Regions from separate parts of the Mus musculus genome. Here all the other regions are linked to region 1. A link is a loop called in an ENCODE intact Hi-C map of the cell type or tissue named here. Cell type or tissue: heart. All regions are shown on one strand. Links, peaks and the distances in the headings refer to the core of each region. The heading gives the core; the rest is flanking DNA.

What was found. Hi-C counts contacts between places; a loop is a spot of excess contacts. Peaks named below come from ENCODE experiments on the same cell type or tissue, not always from the same donor. Only the 100,000 strongest peaks of a DNase experiment are listed, where the experiment ranks them.
Region 2: a loop joins it to region 1, with 7 times the contacts of the local background. A loop is called at or near these places in 14 of 42 quality-filtered maps.
Region 3: a loop joins it to region 1, with 5 times the contacts of the local background. A loop is called at or near these places in 21 of 42 quality-filtered maps.

The regions. Positions count from the first base shown.
Region 1 is chr8:4,674,782-4,682,710 of GRCm38, reverse strand. Gm6410 (a long non-coding RNA gene) reads right to left here and starts at 7,871. Exons shown (of 2, transcript XR_378684.4): 1 at 4,145-7,871. In heart, for the core only: no CTCF peak of the experiment used is centred there; DNase peaks (open chromatin) are centred at 4,170, 4,750, 5,230 and 6,010; H3K4me3 peaks cover 2,360 bases; H3K27ac peaks cover 2,146 bases.
Region 2 is chr8:4,775,780-4,783,708 of GRCm38, reverse strand. It overlaps Shcbp1 (Shc SH2-domain binding protein 1), which reads left to right and starts at 4,142. Exons shown (of 13, transcript NM_011369.3): 1 at 4,142-4,288. The coding sequence starts at 4,186. It also overlaps the pseudogene Gm6334. In heart, for the core only: a CTCF peak has its summit at 4,068; a DNase peak (open chromatin) is centred at 4,128; H3K4me3 peaks cover 1,840 bases; H3K27ac peaks cover 556 bases.
Region 3 is chr8:4,608,858-4,616,786 of GRCm38, reverse strand. Zfp958 (zinc finger protein 958) reads right to left here and starts at 3,617. Exons shown (of 4, transcript NM_145591.5): 1 at 3,509-3,617. The coding sequence starts at 3,511. In heart, for the core only: no CTCF peak of the experiment used is centred there; a DNase peak (open chromatin) is centred at 3,666; H3K4me3 peaks cover 1,913 bases; H3K27ac peaks cover 1,448 bases.

The DNA of each region.
Region 1 (7,929 bases), core at 1,775-6,774:
TGAAACCAGGATAAGTATACCTTTATGGGCCATAGTAAGATCATGGCCAGTACCTTTACTGGTACATTCCAATTCTTCTACCTAGCCTTTGTTTTTTGCAAAGGAATGTTTTTTGGATGTGCCTTATGCACGACAAACTCCTCAAGAGCCACGGGTGTATAAGAGTACTAGTTTTCATTTAAATTATACATTATGCTTTGTGTATAATGTGGATAAACCTTTTACACCCTGTATATTTTTTAAGAAAAATATTATCTCTAATTGGGCAGATCAAATTAATACTGCTGACACTATAAGTCAGATAGCAGAAAAAACGTCTGAGGCATTGCTTACCCTGCAAAGGGTGGATTCTCATATCACCTCAGGGTTAATGTTAGTGAATCAGAGAGTGGATATTTTACAACACGACATGGAACAGATGATGGATGTCATACAAATGAGTTGTGTGGCATCTACATCGCATGTGTGCATTACTCCCAATAGGTATATTAATAATTCTTTTATTAAAAGTACAGACCTATCGAATTACCTGAAGGGGAACTGGTCGCAGGAGCTGGAAAGGTTGCAGACGAGACTGCAGATACAGATCCTGAACCTTAATGGGACCAGAGTGGAACCAGTGACCCTCGGAGACTTTACCTCTTGGTTTACCTCTGCTTTTTCTTACTTTAAGGAATGGGTGGGAGTGATTTTGTTTGGTGCTGCCATATGCTGTGGACTGGTGTTCATGCTCTGGTTGGTATGCAAATTCAGAACCCAACAAAAACATGACAAGGTGATTATAACTCAGGCACTTTTAGCTATTGAAAATGGCTCCTCCCCTGAAATTTGGTTATCTATGCTCAAGAATTAGTCAGCATGAGATGGGATGAGAGAGACTCAACGATCATTGATCAGCCCTTGCTCATCAATAGGGTGATCATGATTTCACCACTAATTCATTTTTTGGCTGGCCTCTTTTGCAGAGTTCGCCCTAGGTCATTTAGCAGTTATTGTCACACAGCACTGCGGTATCCAGAGACGGGCAACTTTCCTCGTGCACAGTCCAACCTAAGACATGGGGCCCGGTGGCGATAGGGTTACCCTATGACAGGTAAGGCTGTGATATTAGAGGAACGACCTAAAACAGGAGCCACGGCGGATGGGCATAATTGCACAGGCCTAGTCCAGCCTCATTTTATTAAAACAAACAGGGGGAGATGTGGGAAGCCACATGTGCCGTTGCTGAGTGGCACTGACTACTGCTGGCCACCACGCATAAGATTGGACAAACAAGCAATGTGTACATATGCAGTAAAGTTTTTTGCAAAGACACTGCCTGGCCCAGGTATGATAATGAGGTTCTGTAAGGTACTGAGAGTATAACCAATCAGATGTGAGACATGCAAATGAGGTATGATAATGAGGTTCTATAAGGTACTGAGAGAGAGTAGCCAATCAGATGAGGAACATGCAAATGAGGCTTAGTGCATAACCAATCCGGGTGTGAGACACGCCCCTCCTAGGCCTATAAAAGCAGCACCAGTTCTGGGCTCGAAGTCTTTTCGCCTCTACAATCAAGCTCTCCCAATAAACGTGTGCAGAAGGATCCTGTTGCAGCGGTCGTTCTTCCTGGCCAGTCGAACGCGCGCAAGAGTAAGACATCTTTTTAAAAGACCACTGCTATGTCAATGGTTCTCTTTCTATCTGTCTCTGTCTCTCCTTTCTCTCTCTCCCTCTCCTCCCCTCCCTCCCTCCCCCTGCCCCCCCTCGCTCTCTCTCTCTCTCTCTCTCTCTCTCTCTCTCTCTCTCACACACACACACACACACACACAGACGCGCGCGCTATTCTCTTGCTCTCTCTTTTGTTCTCTTTCTCCCAAATGCCTCATGAAGAGATAGGATAGGGGTTAGGGTTGGGGTTAGGGTTAGGGTTAGGGCTAAGGTTAGGTCAGGGTTAGTGGTTAGGGTTAGGGGTTAGGGAATAGGGTTGGGTTTAGGGTTTAGGGCTTAGGGTTAGGGTTAAGGGAGGGCCTTTTTTAAAAATTATTTTTTCCCAGCTCTCTCTTGCTCTGGTCACTCACTCACTCACTCTCTCTCTCTAGCTGGTTTGCTGTGGTTTCTATCCCTGCTGGGAGGGAGGGAGGGAGGGAGGGAGGGAGGAAGGAAGCCCAAACTCTTCTGCACTGACTGGCTTCCTTCCTTCCTTCCCTGCTTCCATCCTTCCTTCCTTCTTTTTTTTTTTTTTTAAATTTATTTTAGGTGTGAGGAGGGCACTGTACGCAGATCCCGTGACAGAGGACAGTTGAATTCCAATCCCAGTTGTCCCTTCTTTTCTTATTTTTATTCTTTTTCTTTTTTTTCCTTCTTTTTCTTTTCCTTTTGGCCTTTTTATATATATGTAAATGTATGTATAAATGTATATGTAAATGATATGTAATTGTATATGCAACTGATATGTGTATGTAAATGCACATATGAATAAATTTGCAAATATTCAAATGAGATTTAGATGTGTGGGCGGTGCCTAATTCTGGTGGGCATGGCATTAGAAGGAATGGGCATGGCTGGGTGCAGAGGGTGTGGCCTGAGTGTGGTGAAACTGGCCTAAAGAATTATGGGTGGGCGTGGTCTGGATAGGATTGGTGTGGCATTAGGAAGTATGGGTGTGTCCTGACCAATTGAGGGCATTGTTGTTGAATAGTGGGAGTAGACTGAAGATCTGTGGGTGTTTTCTGTAGTGGAAGTGTCCTAAAGGAGTATGGGCATGGTCTGAGAGTAGTGGGTGTGCCCTGAAGGAGGATGGGCGTGGTCTCAGAGTAGTGTGCTTGGCCTAAAGGAGGGTGGGCATGTTCTGAAGCTGCATGGGCATGGCCTAAATGAGGGTGGGCGTGGCATTTGAAAGCATGGGCATGAATATCATTTGCATATTTGCTTATTCACATATGCATTTACATGTACACTTGCGTGCACATTGCATATACAATTACATATCATTTGTATGTGCATTTATAAATACATTTACATATATGAAAAGACCAAAAGACAACTGGGATAATTCCCACAGTGACTCGCAACTGAGGATAGCCACGTGGGTAGGGTGTCCTCCTCAAACCTAACATGAAGAAACAAAAAAAAGATTCAGAAGTCAGCCAGTCCTTCTCAGTGACTATGTAAATGTCTATGTAAATTTGTGGATGTGTCCTCGCTGTCTATGTAAATGTCTATGTGTATTTGTGGTTGTGTTCTGAGTAACTATGTAAATGTCTACATAAATATCTCTGTAAATTTGTGGGCATGTTCTCAGTGTCTATGTAAATGTCTATGTGGGCGGGCCTACCAATGTGTGGGCAGGCCTAAAGATGTGTGGGAGTGGCCTAAAGATGTCTGGGCGGGCCCAAAGATGTTATGGAGTGGCCTAAAAGTGTCTGGGCGGGCCTAATTTGAGGTGTGTTCTGTCTCTGTAAATTTGGGGGCGTGTTCTAACTGTCTATGTAAATGTATATGTAAATTTGGGGGCGTGTTCTGACTATGTAAGTGTCCTAAAGATGTGTGAGAGGAGCCTGAGTGTAGTGGGAGGATCCTAAGGATGTGTGGGAGGGGCCTGAATGTAGTGGGAAGGTCCTAAAGATGTGTGGGAGTGTCCTAAAATGTGTGGGAGGGGCCTGAGTATAGTGGGCGGGTCCTAAAGATGTGTGGGAGTGTCATAAAGACGTGTGGGAGGGGCCTGAGTGTAGTGAGAGGGTCCTAAAGATGTGTAGGAGTGGCCTAAAAAAGTGTGGTAGGGGCCTGAGTGTAGTGGGAGGGCCTAAAGATGTGTGGGAGGGGGCTGAGTGTACTGGGAGGGCCTAACGTTGTGTGGGAGGGGCCTGAGTATAGTGGAAGTGTCCAAAAGATGTGAGTGTCCTAAAGATGTGTGTGAGTTGCCTAAGGATGTGTGGAAGAGGCATAAAGCCCTGTGGGCATAGCCTGAGTGTTGTGGGCGGGGCCTAAAGTCCTGTAGTAGTGGCCTGAGAGTATTGGGCAGGGCATGAAGCTGTGTAGGCTTGGCCTGAGTGTAATGGGTGTGGCTTGAGTGTAGTGGGAACAGCATTAAAGCCGTGTGGGCGTGATCTAGGTGTAGTGGGTGTGACATAAAGACGTGTCGGCAGCGGCTGTGACCTACCACGTCACGGCGGCTGTGGGAACGGAGGCGTCTGACTGACATTGGGGTCACCGAGCGACCGGGGCGCATGGGTCGCGGCAGTTACCGTTGGGACGGGGAAACCCCGGCCTCGGCGTCAAAGTCTACGTCAGTGGGCGTGGCAGTGCGCGCACACCTCGATGATGCCGGCTCTGACGTCACAGGAGTCAGAACGCGGAAGCGGGCTCAGGAACCGAATTCACTGTCTGTCTTCAGCTGAGGCGGAATTTACAGCAGGTGTAAGAGTGAGGCAGGGGGATTCCTGTGAGTAAGGAAGGAACTGAGGCAGGGGGATGACCGTGACTGCACGGACCTGAGACAACAGGAGAGAGACTTCCGGTACGCAGCAGGAAGCCCCGCCCGCTTGGCCTTGACTGAGGCAGGGGCTTGCGCTTTATTTTTCTTTTCTCAATATATAAACAAACGCAGTGATGTAGCCGCCCCCTCCGCCTGTCAATCACCGTCTCCGCCCACTGAGCTGTGCTCGCCAATCAGAGAAAAACCTCGCGGGGCTCAGAGGACCCAAACCCGGGACTGGGACAGAATTACGACTCCTAGCATGCCTAGGGGCTACCGCCACCTCACTTCCTGTGGCAAACAGGAGATCCCGCGCGAGGAGGGAAGTAACTACAACTCCCAGCATGCACTAGAATTATTGAACCATAACTTTCTGCGCCAGACAGGATGTGCCTCCGGCCCGGACAGGAAGTCCGATCGGTCTGCTGCGGCCGCAGGGGTTGATGGGAGATGCAGTCCAGTCAGGAAGCTTCGCCTCATGCGTGCCCCGTCCTGCTCGCTGTTTCCGGTCGTACCGAATGGCACCGTGACTGACGGCACGGAGAGGCTTCCAGTGGGCGGCGGGAGCCCCTCTGCGGCGGCGGCTGAGGAGCGAAGCGGGAGCGGGAAACGGAATCACTGTCTGCAGCTGAGGCACGGGGCGGGGGATGACAGCGGGTGTGAGAGTGAGGCAGGGGGATTCCCGTGAATAAAGGAGCTGAGGCAAGGCCATGACAGCAACTGCACTGACATGAGATGGTAGGAAGCCCCGCCCGCTGGCCAGTGACTGACGGCACGGGTTTCCAATCCCCGGTCATTGAACGGCAGGGGGGGCGTGTCGAGGCGGAGAAACCGCGGAACGGAGGAATATTCGAGGACGGGGAATCTGCGCATGCACTGCTGCGCCGGCGGGCTAGAGGACCGGAAGTCCAGGCTGCGGTTCCGCTACCACGCGAATTCTCATGCCACCCATACATTCAACATTTGGTCTCTGTCCCTAAATCACATAACATACAGCAGACACATCTGCTGTTCAATGTTAAGCTACTTTGCAAGCATGGTGGGTTTATATTTTTAATTTTATTATTTTGGATTTTGTTGTTCGAGATAAAAATTTCTCTGTGAAACCCTTTCTGACCTGTTAGTAGGTACAGACACATCAGCCACCTATCATGTTTTTGTACGATAAGCATATGCTTTTGTGCTAAGGAAGCTTCTTAAGAATACCATCTTGTTTAAGATTTACATGAGGAAAAAGGAATTAGATGGGAGACATCTCTGAAGTCAGGAGAAAGATGAAGAAACTACGAAGTCAGCAGAAGCATCATACAATGTGGCACACTCAGGAGAAGTCTAATCAAACTGTGCTGCACAAGAGGAACTCAGTGTAAATGAAAAACATTTCTGGCCGAGCCTCTCGTGGCCTTGGGACTGATAACCACAGCCCCATATGGTAGGAAGAGTTGTGCTCTCAGAATCTGATTCAACCCCTCCCCCTCCAAAGGCCCTGGCCCCACACCATTACCAGCACTCCCAAGCACATTCCTGGTTTTAGGAAACGAGCTCTGTTTTATCTCTACACCCAGACCTCTAGGTAAGCATCCAAGGAGCCAGCTGAGTAAGCCCGAGGCTGTGACTGGCTTCGCCAAGCGTGTTCCTGGGTTTCAGAAGGAGCTAGGTCATGCTCCAGACATGGGGACCTCAGGGAAAGTGTAGCTTGACCAGGCCAGTATGCAATACAACAGAGATTTCTTTCCTTTTCTTTTTTCCCTTTTTGGCATGGTTGTCATCTTACCCATGTGGCAGAACTATGCCTTTCTCAAGAAGAAAACTGAACCTTTATGGCACACCAGGCCTTGTTGATTGTGATTCTATAATGCCCCATTGAGCAGATGGATAGAGGCCTGCTCTTTGATAAGGAGGTGGGCCTAGTGGCTGGTTGTAAATTAAGTTTGATTCCTTTGTTATGGTTTGGAGCCATATTTCTGGGCAATCCTGTTGAACAAGCATGTGTATGCTAGCATCCTAAACTCAAACTGCACTGGTTAGCACATTACTTATTTGTGGGATGTTTTACAGGCAGTGCACCCTCAGCTAAATTCTACTTGCTGTGCCTTTCTATCCCCTAAGCTTTCGTAAATCCATTACAACATAAGTTCTACTCTTTTAAATCACAGCTTGACATTGGATTGCTACCCAGCACATGACATGCCTTTTACAACCTCCACAAAATTAACTCCAAATGGATTGTCCACCTTCATGTGAAATGCTAAGATCAGAACTTGTAGAAACTAGGACTCTCCGAGTTTGGGATCATGCCAAGAATTTTCTACACACAAGCCAAATGCTCTGCACAGTTGCAGCTCCCACAGTGAAGTTATTCATAAGTTAAGGCTGGGTCCAGCAAGTGGCTAGGACCTCAGGGGACCTCACATGTGGCCGCCGATTCCCACTCAGTCCCGGGAAAGGCCCAACACAGCAGCTCGCAATGCTCAGACCCTTCTCCCCATTGTTGGCAGTGACCCTGTGCTCACCATGTCGCAATTTAGGAGCTTGCCTGAGAACCCTCCACAGCATCCAGCCACAGGACACAGAGCAGAGCACCTGGGACCATTCAAGTCTGCTACTAATCGAAACCAGCGCCAAGGCACCGGGGGTGGGGGTGGGGGGGACGGAGACGGACCAGTCTTCCCTTCTGACTGGCAGGTCTGCCGAAAGGCTCTGATTGGCCAGTGAGTCGAGCACCTCCCTAAGGGTTAGTATCCTTACGTAGATGCTTGCCTAGTGAACCTTTTCTCTCATTCTTTCAGCCACATCCTTTAAATCTCATCTTCTGAGAAAAGACTTAGGCATTTGATTCTTCTGATGTCACGCAGGCACAGGCAGAAAGGAGGAAGGGCAGTGGTGGCTGCCAGTGGAGAACAGGCCCATTATTGATGGTGGGAGTGGTGTGGGGCCTGGTCGTTTCTGTTCCTCATGAGGATGCTATTTTAAAGAAATCTGTTCCTCATAACTGATGCAGAATTTCAACATAAGACATAGGCCAACAACCATGTATCAGTGACATGTTAAGACGTAGGCATAGGGGAGTTCACAGATTGTGCATGTGGTAGAAGGGACTGTTGGTGGGTAGTAGGTGTGAGAATCGCAATCTCTTGTTTTCACCAGGATCTCTATTTCTATTTTTCTTCCACCGTACTGAATGATTCATTGTCACTGTTTTGTTTCCTCTTTGTTAAAGTATGGTTTTTTTTTTTTTTCTGTTGAACTTATCGAATAATGTGCAGCATTCCTAGAGAAGTCTATTTTCTAGTGTTACCTTGTGTCCAGGACACCTTAAGTAGAACACAAGTGGAAGAGAGCATTGAGATGATGATGAAAGACTAACTCTAAGAAAGGTGCTATAATATGTACAGTAAATTTCCTTTAGTCAAATGTTCATGTGTGATGCTTATTTTATTAGAAAAAATTTGTAAGAACTTTGTAAATAA
Region 2 (7,929 bases), core at 1,344-6,343, 100 kb before region 1:
CGGAGAGTGGATGGGGAGATGTGGGGAATGGAATATGGAGTGTAAAAACTGCATTACAAATAAAATGAAATAAAGAAAAATTATAGAAGAAAACTTTCATAACTTAAAGAAAGAAATGCCCATGAACATACAAGATGCCTACAGAACTCCAAATAGACTGGACCAGGCAAGAAATTCCTCCCATCATATAGTAATCAAAACACCAAATGCACTAAACAAAGAAAGAATATTAAAAGCAGTAAGGGTAAAAGGTCAAGTAACATATAAATGCAGACCTATCAGAATTACACCAGACTTCTCACAAGAGACTATGAAAGCTAGAAAATCCAGGGCAGATGTCATACAGACCCCACGAGAACACAAATACCAGCACAGGCTACTATACCCAGCAAAACTCTCAATTACCATAGATGGAGAAAATAAGACATTCCATGACAAAAACCAAATTTACATAATATATTTCCATAAATCCAGCCCTACAGAGGATAATAGATGGAAAACACCAGCACAAAGAGGGAAGCTACACCCTAGAAAAAGCAAGAAAATAATCTTTCAACAAACCCATAAGAAGATAGCCACACAAACATATTTCCACCTCTAACAACAAAAATAACAGGAAGTAACAATCACTTTTCCTTAATATCTCTTAACATCAATGGACTCAATTCCCCCCAAAAGACATAGACTAACAGACTGGATATGTAAACAGGACCCAGCATTTTGCTGCATACAGGAAATGCACCTCAGGGACAAAGACAGACGCTACCTTAGAGTAAAAGGTTGGAAAATAATTTTTCCCAAATGGTCGCAAGAAGCAAGCTGGAGTGGCCATTCTAATATCAAATAAAATCAACTTTCAACCAAAAGTTATAAAAAAAAAAGACAAGGAAGGTCACTTCATACTGGTCAAAGGAAAAATCTACCAAGATGGACTCCCAATTCTGAACATCTATGGTTCAAGTGCAAAAGCATCCACAATCATAAAAGAAACTTTACTTAAACTCAAAGCACACATCACACCTCACACAGTAATAGTGAGAAACTTCAACACCCCACTCTTAGCAATGGATAGATCATGGAAACAGAAACTAAACAGAGATACAATGAAATTCACAGAAGGTATGAACCAAATGGGTCTAACAGGTATTTATAAAATATTTCATCCTAAAGCAAAAGAATATATCTTCTTCTCAGCACCTCATGGTACGTTCTCCAAAACTGTCCATATAATCAGTCACAACACAGGCCTCAACAGATACAAGAAGACTGAAATAATCCCATGCACCCTATCAGATCACCATGGACTAAGGCTGGTCTTAAATACCAACAAAAACAAATCGAATGCTCACATACAAATCGAAGCTGGCTAATGTTCTTCTCAATGATAACTTGGTCAAGGAAGAAATAAAGAAAGAAATTAAAGACTTTTTAGAATTTAATGAAAATGAAGACACATCATACCACCTATGCGACACAATGAAAGCAGTGGCAAGAGGAAAACTCATAGCTCTAAGTGCCTCCAAAAAGATACTGAAGAGAGCTTACACTAGCAGCTTGACAGCATACCTGAAAGCTCTAGAAGAAAAAGAATAAAATACATCCAAGAGTGTTAGATGGCAGGTAATAATCAAACATAGGGATGAAATCAACCAAATATAAACAAAAAGAACTATACAAACAATCAACAAAACCAGGAGCTGGTTCTTTGAAAAAAATCAACAAGATAGAATCAATATCCAAATTAATAAAATCAGAAGTAAAAGAGAGACATAACAATGAAATATATCTTAAAATAATCATTCTGTTTGTTAAATATTAACAGTTTGTATTTTATAATTTGTATGTTGGACTTTTAAACAGAATTGAGACTGTGATAAACTGTAGGGATTTTGAAGCTGAACTAGATGCCTTTCACAATATAATATTGCTATAAGCCTATGGAGGCCAGGGAGTCGAGTGTGGTAGTGTGAATACAGATGAGCCCCATAGGTTCATATATTTGAGGTTTGGAGGCTTCAAAAGTCTCCCACCATCCCCAGGGCTGATGAAGCAACGGAATGATACTGATGCTTCCACTCTCCCAAGCTGAGCTCTACCTGGAGTAGCACAACTTCCCAGAACATTGGACTAGACTAGTCTACAAAAGACTAAAAGTTTGATTCTGGAAATTCTTTTTTTTTTTTTCTGTTACTGAAAATAGACTTTTTTTCATACAACATACCTCAAGAAGTGACATCGAGGATGAGAAAGAATTAAGTTAAGGTGCTACTGAGATACCTGTGGCAAGCTGGTAAAGATGGCAATCTACAGAGCAAAACGAGGTGATACAAAAGAAACTTTGTCTCATGGGAGCCACTGGGAAGGGGCTGGGAGACTAGGGGGGAAAAAAACATAACTCTCTAGAATCTGGTTCACCTCAGGCCTCAATTAGTCACCTCAAACACCGACATCTTGATGACTAACAGCCAGCCACCAGAGCAAGAGGACATGGAAAAGCTATTGAATTAGCTTGGAGAAGTTATTCAACTTTTTCATGAGGTCTGTACCTCATTGTGAAATGAGTAGACCGTACTGCTACGTCTTATCTCATTGGAATATTTTTTAAGAAAACATGCTTTTTCAGTACATAGCAAGGAGCAGATTACTGGGGGATAGCAAGACTAATTCCTGAAGACTGATAAAATATTTATGTATTAATTTACATATGTTTTGTGATACATGCATGTTCATGTGAGTGTGTGGACATAAGTGTAGATAACAGATGATTAGGTCTGGTGTCTTTTTCTATGGCTCCCCACCTTATTTTTTGAGATAAGTTCTCTCACTGAACCTGAACTTTGCCAATTTGGATAGACTTGCTGACCAATAAGATCCAGGGTGGTCCTGTCTCCAAACCATCCCTCTTCCAGCACTGGGATTACAAATGGTTACTATCATATCTAGTTTTTTATGTGGGTCTGGGGACCAAACACGTCCTCATGCTTGTCTAGCAAATATCCCATCAGTTGAAACATTTTTCCAGCTCCATAGAATGATTTTTGAAATTTAAATAAGATATTGTAGGTAAAACTTGCTGGCAGTATTTTGTATAGTAAATAATAGCTATTAACGTTAGTTACAGTTTAATTTATTAAAAGTTAATCAAATAGCATACTAAATATAACTTTTTGAGACGTTTTACCATATCACCCTTACTGAACTGGAATTTGATTTGTAGACCAATCTGGCCTGGAACTCCTAGAGACCTACCTCCTGTCTCTGTCTCTGCTTCTGACTCTAGAGTAGTAGAATTAAAGGCATATGCCACCACAGCCTATCTAAATATAATTTAACATTACTTGAAACTACCCAGTGTCTGGTTCCTGATGGTGACAGTGACAGAGCTGCTTATACCAACATTCTAATATTGCTTCATCTGTAGCCAGCTCCTGAGTCATGAAGGGATTTACACACACACACACACACACACACACACACACACACACACACGTAATAGCATTCACTAGCAGTGGCTAAAACACATACATGTTTTTGTTTGTTTGTTTGTTTGTTTGTTTGCTTTTGTGTTGTTTGTAATGATCTACTGTAATTGACAACCACACTGATTAAGCCAATTAAAACTTTTACGTCCTTTTTATTGGAGATCAAACTTGAGCCCCTAAAAACTTACTTGTTGACAAAGCTCAAGGATATATAGTTTTAAAGGTAAACCAAAGTAAAGTGGGTGTTAGAGTAATCTTGAAGCATTTATTATTAGCAGAAAATAGTAGTTATTTTAGACATAACTTGCTAATTATTTCGTTTAATACCTCTGACCATGGCCAAGGCTCTGGAAATCTTAAAGGTGTTGCCAAGGTCAACTGACCTAAAAACTCTTTAAGCAAACATAGAGTCAATCAAGATGGCATATCTTAATCATTTCACTTTCATTATCTTTTCTACTATGCTCAACATCCAAGTTTGCCTTGCTGATTTTTGAGAAAGCATTCCAAATTACATCAACATTCAACTTCCTTTTGTTACTGGGAAGAACTTGATCGAGAACAGTCCGCCAATCCCACAGGTGGCGCTGAAGGACTATCAGAGCAGTTACTGAAAGCTGAAGATGCTCCTCTAGTCGAGTACTGACGCTAGAGATGTCGTCATCGCGTTCTGGTTTGTGACAGCCGCCCGCGTAAATTTGAAATGGCTGATGATTTGCGGGCTGGTGGAGTTCTGGAACCTATAGCTATGGTTCCACCGAGACCTGACTTGGCGGCGGAGAAGGAACCGGCGTCCTGGAAGGAAGGTGAGCACCTCAACCCGAGTCGGAGAGCTGTTTTCGTGGTTGCCGGCCGGGCCTGGCCACCCTAAGGACGCGATTACCTGGGTGGGGAGTTCTGTGCTGGGTCTGGCCCCGCTCTCACGACTTCGGAGTCGGGAGATACTGTGGCCAATTTAGGCTCTCTATCCTCCTGACTCAGCTTCCGGAGAAGAGAAGGGGTTGGATCTGGGTGGACATTCCCCAGACGGAAGGGACTCAGGGGGCTTTGTATTCATTTATTTCATGAGCCAAGTTTTTGTTTGTTTGATTGATTGATTGATTGATTGATTGATTTGTTTTTAACCTACATCTAAGGGATCATGTGCTACGCTTCTCCTTTTTAAAAACAACCTTGAACTCTCATCCTATGCACTGGGGACAGATGACAGCAGAGCTGAGTTTGGATAGAATCCAGAAATAGAATTGACCCAGCTTTTCTTTTCTTTTCTTTTTTCTTTTTTTCCAACACAAACCACCAGCATTTATTTCCTGGGCCTAAGTATCAGTCTTTTGGTAAAAAGGGCAAAGAATTGGTCAGTTAGTTTTGAATCCAAATCCTTTCCCCAAACTGGATCTGTGAGGCGCCATGAGGAAACTTAGAGCTGCATAGATCATCAGAACTGAGCTTAAACCCGCTTTCAAAACAAAACCAAAACCCAAAACCAAAGCAGAAGAAAAGTGATTGTCAGCTTCTCTCTCTCTCTCTCTCTCTCTCTCTCTCTCTCTCTCTCTCTCTCTCTCTCTCTCTCTCTCTCTCTGAAAAAGTTATGTTTTTTTAAAAATGTAAAAGAAGCTTTAAAAAAGGGCTAGGAAGATCTTCCTGACAGACAGGCTGGCTGGAGGGTGAGTGGTGACAGGACAGTCCCTGTCCAGGTGGCAGCTGCTCACCTAGGGGCAGGGCCTGGCTCAAGCCCCGCCTAGCTGAATAAATAATATCTCGTGGTGCTGGTTGTCTTCAGAGTGTACCTGAGCACCGTGGGGAGGTGGGGAAGAGTGGAGCCTGCGGTGTGGGTGGAGGACTTGGCTGGAGTGGGGGCCACAGAGGATTCCATGAGGCTCTCAGTCGGCCTGGCTGGCCAGGGCTCCAGTCCGGGAGGTACAGCAGGTCTCTTCCAGCCTTGGGACCACAGGCAGACTCAGGACGAGGTGTTCGCATCACTGCTCTCAGGCTGGCTGCTGGCTTCCTTGTCTGGGGTACTTCCCTCTGCCTGTGCTTCTCCCTCAAGTGCGAGCTCGCCCATGTCTCCAGCGAGCTTCCGCATGCTCACGGCCTCCGAGTCTCCCTGGATGTCAGGGACTGCATTCCGATGGCCTGTCCGGTCGCAGGAGATGAAGTCCGAGTAAGAGGACTCGACTTCCATCATGCCTGTCGCATCGCTCCTCAGGCCTGACCAAGGGACAACCAAGAAACATGGGTGCTAATACTGCCTTGAATGTGGCCGTGGGATTTTCAAAGCTCACAGCAGAAGTCCAGGTGGTCTCTCTCTGACTGTATAGCAAGTCTAGTCTAATTCCGTTTTCCTGCCTGCATCTCTTCAGGTTTTTCACTCTTGATTAGCCAGTGCAGAAGGTCTGCCGCCTTGTCGCCTCATAGAGCCCCAGCCCTAACCCAGCTTTTCTAACCCTCAGCTTCATTGTACCTAATCATGGGAATTTTATTTGCCAAACTGTGACCTTACATATGCTAGGAAAGAGCTCTACCATCCCCAGTTCCTTTTTTACTTTGAGGCAGGGCCTCTACATAGTCCTGGCTGACCTGAAACTCACTATGTAGACCAAGCCAGCCTCCAACTCAGAGTTCCACCTGTACTGGAGGCTCAAGGCATGAACCACCGTGTCTGGCCTTGATGATTTTTAAAGCTAGTTTATATTAACACATTCAGTTATAATGTGTAATGGACAGAGTTAGGTTGATGTGAGAAATCATAGGTGTGACTTAATTCTTCAACAAGCGTACTTTGTGAACAGCCAAAAGTTTCATATGTACAGATGCCTTAGAAAACAGCCAGTATTTCCAATGTGAAAGCGTTATAATATGAAGAGTCAGCTTTAAAGTGTCTGTCTGTAAGGAACTAAACTTGTATGCTATTGTATGAGAAATCTTAAAAGTGGCATTTACAAGTCAGGAGTGATAGTGCATCTCTGTGATTCCAGCACTTGAGTGGTAGGAGCAGGAGCAATGGGAATAAAGGGCCATGCTTGGCTACCTAATAAGTTGGAGACCAGCCTGGGCTACATGAAACTCTGTCTCCATAAAACCAAACCAAAACAACAGTCACAATAAAACACTGAACTTAGAGAAACAGAGTTTACTTCATGGTTTCCCAAAGAATGGGGAAACTGTTTGTCAAAGTAGACTTAATGAAAAGCAAGAAGAGTAGAGTAGATCATGTATTTTCACCATTTAAAGAAAATATGTGAGGTAATGGAAATCTTAGCTTTCTTATGGTAATTATTTCTTAATATGTAAATAAAACATGAATGTCTTCCGTAGATGACTTTCTTTTTCTACTTTGTTTCTTGGCAAATTTTTTAATTTAATTTAATTTCAATTTAAAAGACAAATACAGCTAAAAAGCATATGGAGTGCATCAACTTAATAAACCTAGTTTCTACCAATCAAAGGGCTAAGAACGCTATCAGCATCTGAGGTTTATAGCTGAGAGTCATCTACTTGGCTATAACTAGCCTTTTATATTTCCACCAATATATTTGAAGAACGCCTTGATTTATGACTGATTTTATTCTGTTACTATTTTTTTAAAAAAACAATGAAACTGCTACATTAGAGCATAGAATTTGGATGTGATGGTTTGTATATGCTCAGGCCAGGGAGTGGCACTATTAGAAGGTATGGCCTTGTATGTAGGTGTGTCACTGTGGATGTGGGCTTTAAGACTCTCATCCCTAGCTTCCTGGAAGTCAGTATTCTGTTAACAGCCTTCAGATTAAGATATAGAACTCTTAGTTCCTCCTGCACCATGCCTGCCTGGATACTTCCATGTTCCTGCCTTGATGATGATAGACTGAATTTCTGAACATGTAAACCAGCCACAGTGTTGTCTTTATAAGACTTGCCTTGGTTATGGTGTCTGTTCCTAGCAGTGAACCCTAAAAATCAATCTTCTGAGAAGTTTTCTTAAGCTGTGTTCCAGAGATAGCCAAGGTTATTCCTCATGCTACAGCACTCTTTAGTAATGTGTTAAAGTCATCCAGGTGGTACTGGTTTTGAAGGCATGAGGGGTTATGAAGAACAGCTGAGGCTTGGCACTGTGAGAGGCAGTGGAAGGCCATTGGTGAAGGTGCAGCCTCAGTTGGTCCACGACTGAAGGATCATGTAAAGGAGTTGAGGCTTGGCACCATGAAGAGAGCCTATGAGAGGCTTTTGGTGAAGCCTAGTTGCAGAAGAAAACCCCAGTGGTTTTGGTTTTTGGGGGTGGGGGTGGGGGTGGGATTGTTTTTGTTTTTGTTTTTTTTTTCAAAACAGGATTTCTCTATGTAGCCCTGGCTGTCCTAGATCTCACTCTGTAGACCAAACTGGCCTTAAACTCAGAAATCCACCTGCCTCTGCCTCCCAAGTGCTGGGATTAAAGGTGTGTGCCACCACTGCCCAGCCAGACCCCAGT
Region 3 (7,929 bases), core at 1,344-6,343, 65 kb after region 1:
ATAGGGGGTTTATGGAGGGGAAACTGGGAAAGGGGATAACATTTGAAGTGTTAATGACTAAAATAACCAATAAAAAGATGAAAAAAAGAGAAATACTCCCTGGTAGAGGGAGTGAAATCAATAAGATACTATTTAACCTTGCCCCTGTGTGCAATGTTAGCTGCTGAGATCTACAACTTGACACACAAAGCTATGCACAATAGCCTGTGTCTCAAATTTTTGTGCTTGCTTAACTGTGTCAATGTGGATTTTACCTATCTGCATAGGATAGTCCCCTTAATTGAAAATTCAATATTCACTGGCTCAAGCTAACCTACCCAAATTTTACAACCACCAATCTGATCTGCTTTCATTCACATGCATGAATTAACACATGATAGGAAATTACAAAACCACTCACCCTGCCTAACTAAGGTTCTTCTTCAGAATGGTGCACTGACTCCCTTCCGCAGCAGTCTGCGATCTAGTTACTGCCTCCCCTGCTTCCCCTGCAGTGTACAGCAAACTGTTCCTCCTATTCTGGTCTGAAGACAAAAGCCATGCTCCACATGCAAACCCTTTTCCTGTTAGTGCAATGGTCATGACTCAAATGAGTGATTTTTTAAAACTCTGTTGTAACATAGCCATTTATCCTTAGAATTTAGGAAACTGAATCAAGCAAGGTCATTGCCCTGCGGATCAACTGACTAGGATCAAGGTGACCTGAGTCAACATAGCTTGACTCAGAAACATTTCTCGTTTACAAAAGACTGAAGATGCACCTGTCCTAGAACCTCTTCCCAGGGAAAAATCATCCCATACACAATTAAAGGATAATGAAAATCCCTTTCAAAATTGCATGCATTCAGCTCTGGCTAAGAGTAAAAGAGGAGCCATCCTAGAACAGATTCTGTATTCTACATACGCTATCACCCTTACGCCTCTTTAGGTTCAGGCCCCAGGTTATGTTTTGAACAATTTAAATATGAACTGGAGACTGCCAAGTCTAGCCACTTAGACAGACAGGAGATATACACAGTAAAAATATTCCCAGAATTATCCCTTAAGTACACCAGTGTCCTCAAACTACAGTGACAGGTCCTCAAAACTAAGTGACAGGGTGCCAAGTAGAAGGTTCCAGATAAAAAAGATAAGAAAAGTAGAAGATAGAAAATATAAAAGCTGGGGTGAGGAGGCCTTACACAAGCTGTTTTATACCAAGTAAGCTTCTTAGTAAGAACAGTATTTTCTATACTACTTCCAGGGGAAATGGGAGACTTCTTTGAAGTCAGCAGAAAATATCATACAAAGGACAAACTTAGGAGGAGTTTAATAAACAGGGCTGGACAGGGGAACACAAGGTCTTTCAAGAACAATATTGACCAAACCCACAGTAGCCATGGGACTGAGAGCCACAGCCCACTGTGGTGGGAAGAGCTGAAGCAACCTCTCCTGAAAGGCCCTGGCTCTAGACCACTACCAGCTCTCCCAAATATAGTCATGGCTTTAGAGAGTGTCTTACTTAGGGTTTTATTGCTGTGAACAGACACCATGACCAAGGCAATTCCTGTAAGAACAACACTTAATTGAGGCTGGCTTACAGACTCAGAGGTTCAGTCCATTATCAAGGCAGGAGCATAGCAGCATCCAGTCAGGCATGGTGCAGGAGGAGCTGCGAGTTCTACATCTTCATCTGAAGCTTGCTAGCAGAATACTGGCTTCCAGGCCGCTAGGATGGGGGTCTTAACCCCCAAACCCAGTGATACACCTACTCCAACAAGGCCACACCTACTCCAGGAGGACACCACCTTCTAAAAGTGCCACTCCCTGGGCTAAGCACAGTCAAACCATTACAGAGAAGGAGCTCTATTTTATTCTCAATAAATCAGGGCCTTAAGGAAAGCTGCCAAGTCCTAGGCCTCAGACTGTTACTAGCTCTGAATGCATGTTCCTGGGCCTGAGAAAAAGCTATGTCATTCTCCATACATGAGGGCTTCATGGAAAGCCTTGCTTTATCAGGACAGCCCTCAACACAACCAAGCCCTTTCCTTTCAAAGAGTTATCACCTAGCGTACTCTTGCCCATATGGCAGAACAAGAAGAAAATATACCTGTAGAGTACATCAGGTCTTTTTTTTTAATACAGTATTTCTTTCTTTCTTTTTTAAAGATTTACTTATTTGTTATTTATATGAGTACACTGTAGCTGTCTTCATGCATACCAGAAGAGGGCATCAGATCCCATTACAGATGGTTGTGAGTCACCATGTGGTTGCTGGGATTTGAACTCAGGACCTCTGGAAGAGCAGTCAGTGCTCTTAACCAGTTGGTTATGACCCTGTAATGCCCCCTGAGAGCAGCTTGATAGAGGCCTGTTTTTAGACCTAGTGGCTGGTTGTAAATCAGGGGAGTGTCCTTTGTTATGGTTTGGAACCATATTTCAGGACAATCCTAGTCAACAAACATGTGTATCCTAGCATCTTAATCTCTAACAGGTCTGGTTAGCATACTACTTCTCTGTAGGAAGTCTTAGCTTGATAGCCGGGCGGTGGTGGCTCACGCCTTTAATACCAGCACTTAGGAGGTAGAGGCAGGCAGATTTCTGAGTTCGAGGCCAGCCTGGTCTACAAAGTGAGTTCCAGGACAGCCAGAGCTACACAGAGAAACCCTGTCTCGAAAAAGCAAAGAAAAAAAAATTATTTGATATCACTTACTCTTTCTAAGCACTGGTAACTACTTCACATCATCTTCTACATTACAGCTAGATATTGGAGTGCTGCTACACAGCACTTGAGATACCTTGTACAACCTCCACAAGATTAACTCCAAATGGATCTTACACCTAAATGTTAAATGCTAAGAACTTGTAGAAGACACTAGAGAAACTAGGGCTATCCAAGTTTGTCTTCCTGCCAAGGATGTTTCTACACAGAAGACCCTGCTTCAAATGCACTGATCCAGCCTCCAAAGTGAAGTAATTCTGAGGCCACCACGAGGTCCAGGGAGTGACTAGAGACCAGAGGGGGTGCAACAGGCTGCCGCTTCCCACTCAGCCCCAGGAAGGACCTACCACTCCAGCTCCCAGCTGCTCAGTCGCCTGCTTCTCCCCTTTGCAGACTATGACCTTGCGCTCACAATATCAAGATTTTGGATCTTGTCTGATTTCCCCTCACAGCATCCAGCAGCAGCACACAGAGCACAGCACACCAGATCAGTCAAACCTGCTCAGCTACAGAACGGAACCTGCAGCAGGGCACCCCGGGGGAGCTGGGGGGGGGGGGGAGACCCTCCTCCTCTTCTGACTGGCAGGTGTGCCTGCAGGCCCTGATTGACCAACAAGTCTTGAACATCTTGAGTACCTCCGTTAGGGTTGGAGCGTGCTGAAGTGTCCAGGGCCAGACCATTTCCAGATATACAAAGATCCGCATTTCCAAAGTCCTTGTGCCTTCCCACCCAGCCTCTGGGGAGGACCCACCACTCTCACTCCGGCTGCTCTTCCCCTTGCCGTGGGGAAGTGACCCTGCTCTCACCATGCCGTGACTGCAGAGCTTGCCTGAGCTCTCCTAGCCGCACCAAACAGCAGTACACAGAGCACGTCACACGGAACCGTTCGAGCTTCTCAGCGGCGGAGCTGGACTTGCAGTATGGCACCCGGAAGAACCCGCCTCTTCTGACTGAGAGGCCTTCCTGGAGAACCTGATTGGCCAATGAGTCTTGAGTGACAGGAACACATCCCTTTGGGTTAGAGTGTGTTAAAGAGACAGAGCATAGTGGTTCCTGGGCCAGGCTTCCACGCCGAGGACCGACCTTTCCCAGATATGCAGAGATTCGCATTTCAATAGCACTTTTTCTTGTCCTCCAATAGCTACCACAGCCAGCCCTTAGGGAGGCCCTGCCACGGACCACCCCAGTCGGGTATGAGGGTTCCTGGGAAGAGGATCCTCGAAGGCTAGGTGGGTAAGGATTTGGCGGTGACAAAACAAACACAGAGGCAGTTTGAATCTGAATATATTTTGCAGTCCTCATGCAAGGGTTTTTATGCATAAAGAAACAAATATTACAACTCTGAGCAGATGTGTTCAGTGAAGCAGTCAGATAGAACATATATCATCATAGTCATTTGGCACAATAAAATACAGAATCATCCAAGAATTACAACTTCTCAAAAAGTGTGTTCATTGACGCAATCACGGATAGAACAGGTAATGAAAGAACTCAGTGGGGAAACCCCCACTCAGCTCCCGATTCGGCGTGCACCCAAGAATCGCGAATAGAACACAACACCTTGATGTAACAACAAGAGGTTTTTTAATGGCGGAGCTCCGGGTCGAAACGTATCTCACACAACAGGAGACAGTGGATTCGACCACGAGGCTTGGAAGCTAGGGGTTTTTATAGAAAAGGAGTGGGGCTGGGGGAGGAATTGGCGCGGTTTCACATGATTGGTCCATTTAAACATCAGCAGCCTGTAACATTTAACTTAGGTCAGAGGGGTGGGAGCTAGGGAGGCGATGGGCTTGCCCGGGCATGTCCTGGTCTGTTCTGCTGTGTTCTCAGCCCCAGGTTTCAAAGCTCACAAACAACTCTTTGGGCTATTTAACATACATTACATGAATTACAGTTTTATTTCCTTTCAGTAACATCATTGTTATTTGGCACAATAAAAATCATCTAAGGCTAGTGGCAAATTTCCAAGAAGAAATTAATACATTTTTAAGGTCAGTTATTGTTTAACATTTAGTACCTGATTTTTTGTAAATCTTCAAAGCATAAATTTAAACTATTTTAATTCTTTTTATTTAAAGGCTTCCTTAAACAATTTACCAAAGCCTACTTCCGATGATGTAAGACCCCGAGCAGTGACAGTAGGGGGCTTTTAACAGCTAGCTGAGGAATTGGGAGGAGTTTGGAGGAGAGTTGAGAGGAGTTGGGAGGAGATAGGAAGAGTTGGGAGGAGTTGGGAAGAGTTGGGAAGAGTTGGGAGGAGAGTTGGCTACAACTCTTTAGCCTCCTCTCTGGTGTCTATCTCCATGTCCTTGTAGGTCTTCCTACAATTATCGCATCTCTGGCTGTAAGGCACAGAAACAAAAAGGCTTTTGGCTGGCTATAGAGAACAAAGAGCTTCTTTCTGGCTGTATTTTTAGAGATCAGGGAAAACAAGCTTGGGGAACGTCCAGGGGCTTTACCTTCTAGGGAGAAACTCTCTAAGTCGGGTCTCACATTGACACTCATGCAGCCCTATAGTTTTATTGTTAGGAAAGTTTTTATTTATCAATACTATCTTGTAAGTGATTTATAAAGTGAAACACTGGTTTTCCTGGAGATATAAGGTCATGGCTAGTGACCCCCATCTTAAGGAATGGTTTCTTACCTGTTATTCTCGCTTAAGATCATAACTTAGGCTGTCAGGAACATCTCGTAAATAAGAAAAAGAATAAAAAAAGACAAAACAGATAAATTGCCATGAGAACTACGGCTCAATATTTGTTCTGGCCAAGAGTTCCACAACCTGTTCTAGGAGGGCTCCTTTTTTTGAAGTTTTTACTTCTGTCTGTGGAACTTGTCACACAGATTCTATTGTGGTTGGTGTGGAACAGTGGCACTTTTTCTTGTCTTTCAATAGCTACCACAACCAGCCCTAGGGAGGCCCTACCACTCCATCTCCTTGCTGCTCAGCTGCCTGCTCCTCCTCTTTATGGGCCTTGACCCTGCTCTCACCTCCACTGTGACTTCAGAGCTTGCCTGGGCTCCCCTCACAGCACTCAATAGACACAGCCCTTTTTTTCCTCCTGGAATCAAGGTGTATAGCTTGCTTAGCCTATTACTCAACTCACAGTGGAGTTATCAGTCTGTCCCACAATTGGAAGGGTGCTCAGAATATTAAGCATTAATGAGAGATTTTAGGGAACAAGATTTTGGTTTTGTAGCTTCATGCTAGGTTCAGCTACTTTAACCTGTGGGGAATAAGACAAAACTTGAAGAAAAACAGGAAACAGATGACAAACACTGTGGAGCACTACTGTGAGTGAGCATATCTTCCTCAGTGGGAAGGTGAAAAACAAAAACAAAAACAAAACCCCACAGCTGTCTTAGTCTAGGATGTCCAGATGAACAAAATCGATAGATTGAGTCTACATATGTAGAAGTATTTGTATACCCACAGAAAGTTGAAGAATACACTAGTGGTTCAGTCCATGTGGCTGAATGTGTCAGTGGTCTTCAATAGGTAACATAATCCTCAAGAAGCAGGCTCTAATGCCATTAAAAAATGAACTTGCTATCCAGAGGTAGGGAAAGCGAAAGAGAAAGAACTAACATCTTCAATGTTCTTCATATATGTAGGCTGCCACCAGAAGCTTTGGCCTAGGTTAAAACTGGATCGTGTCACCTCAAAAGAATCAGATTAAAGAAGGGTTTTCCCCAAATCCCCTCAGTACCCAACTCTTTGGGTTTTAGTTAACTCCAGATGTAGTCATGTAGACTAAGAATAATAGCCATCACAACAGCCAAGACAGAGGAACTGAGATAATTTCCACTCTGCCTCCTTCCCATGGTAGTCCAGGAAAGCATGAGAGTCATTCCAAAGCAGTGATTTTATTCAACAAAGGAAATGTTGCCATTTACTTAGGAAGTCTGGATATGATATGTTTGCCTAGTCGTAAGCATGTTAAGTTAAATCCTTTTCTGAATGTGGTCAGAGTGTAATAGCAGAGATATTTGAGAACATTCTTAGCTCGAAGTCATGCAGAAGGATGTGAATTATGAAAATGATGGACAGAAACGCCTCTGGAATGTTCATCCTATGCCATAAGGTCTTAGCTAAACACAAGTAAGCGACACTGTGACAGTGGATTGCTCAGGAGCCAATGCTACCTATCGATTATGATATGTGATCTAACAGACAGAGATATCAATGCCTCAATTCTCGCATATACAAAGAACAAAAAAAAAATGAAAATTCAGAAAACATAAAGGAAAAGTCCTTTATCAGCACTATGAATACTGTTCTTAGAGGAGCAGCTTTGCTGAACTATTCTATCTTCACAGTAAATCTGTTTTGCCACTGAGCAGGCTGGCTCAGAGGAGTACCACAGCTGCTTCCGTGCAAGACCAGGAGTTCATTTTAAGTGCTCCTTACTTTCTGCACATCTCAGGGCTGTGACATCACTATATAGAATCCTATTTTTTTTTAAGGTTTACTTATATTTTATATGTGTGTGTGTTTGTCTGTATGTGTCTGTGTTCAGTGCCAACAGAAGAAAGCAGGAGAATCCTGGGACTAGAGTTACAACAAGTGGTTAGCTACCATGTGGTTTCTGGGAGGGGAACCTGTGTTCTCTGTAACAACACCTATTGATCTTAACTGCTAATGTATATCTCTGGCTACCTTTTAATTTAAAATTTATTTTATGCATTTAAATTAAACTATATTACATCACTTCCCCCCCCTTCCAGTTCTCTCTCCATCCCTTCCTAAATTCTTCTCAGCCAATTTCTTCCTTGTTAAGTATGTGTGAATAAATATGCTCATATGTGACACCCTCTTCCCCAGCCTGTGATGGACAAGCAAGCAGGTCTTGAGCATCCACCAGACAGGCGGAACAGAACTTGGATAAGCAGACCTTGAATATTTGCCACAATAAGCAGGATTTACAGACTCTGTACAACAGGCTCTACTGGCCTGAACAGAAACATCTGCTTTGGCTGCAGCTATGAGCTTTGATGTACTGGAATTTATGGGCTGACAAGATATGGAAACTTATCAAATTGGCTGCTATGCTTTTGTTACCCTACATCACTGTTCTGGGGATGGGTTTTGTGGTTTTCCCTTTTGTATACACGGTGCTGAATATGAAACTTTGAGCCTTGATCAGAACCTTGTCTTGGCTTCATGTTTCTCTTGCGCGCGCGCGCGCGCACACACACACACACACACACACACACACACACC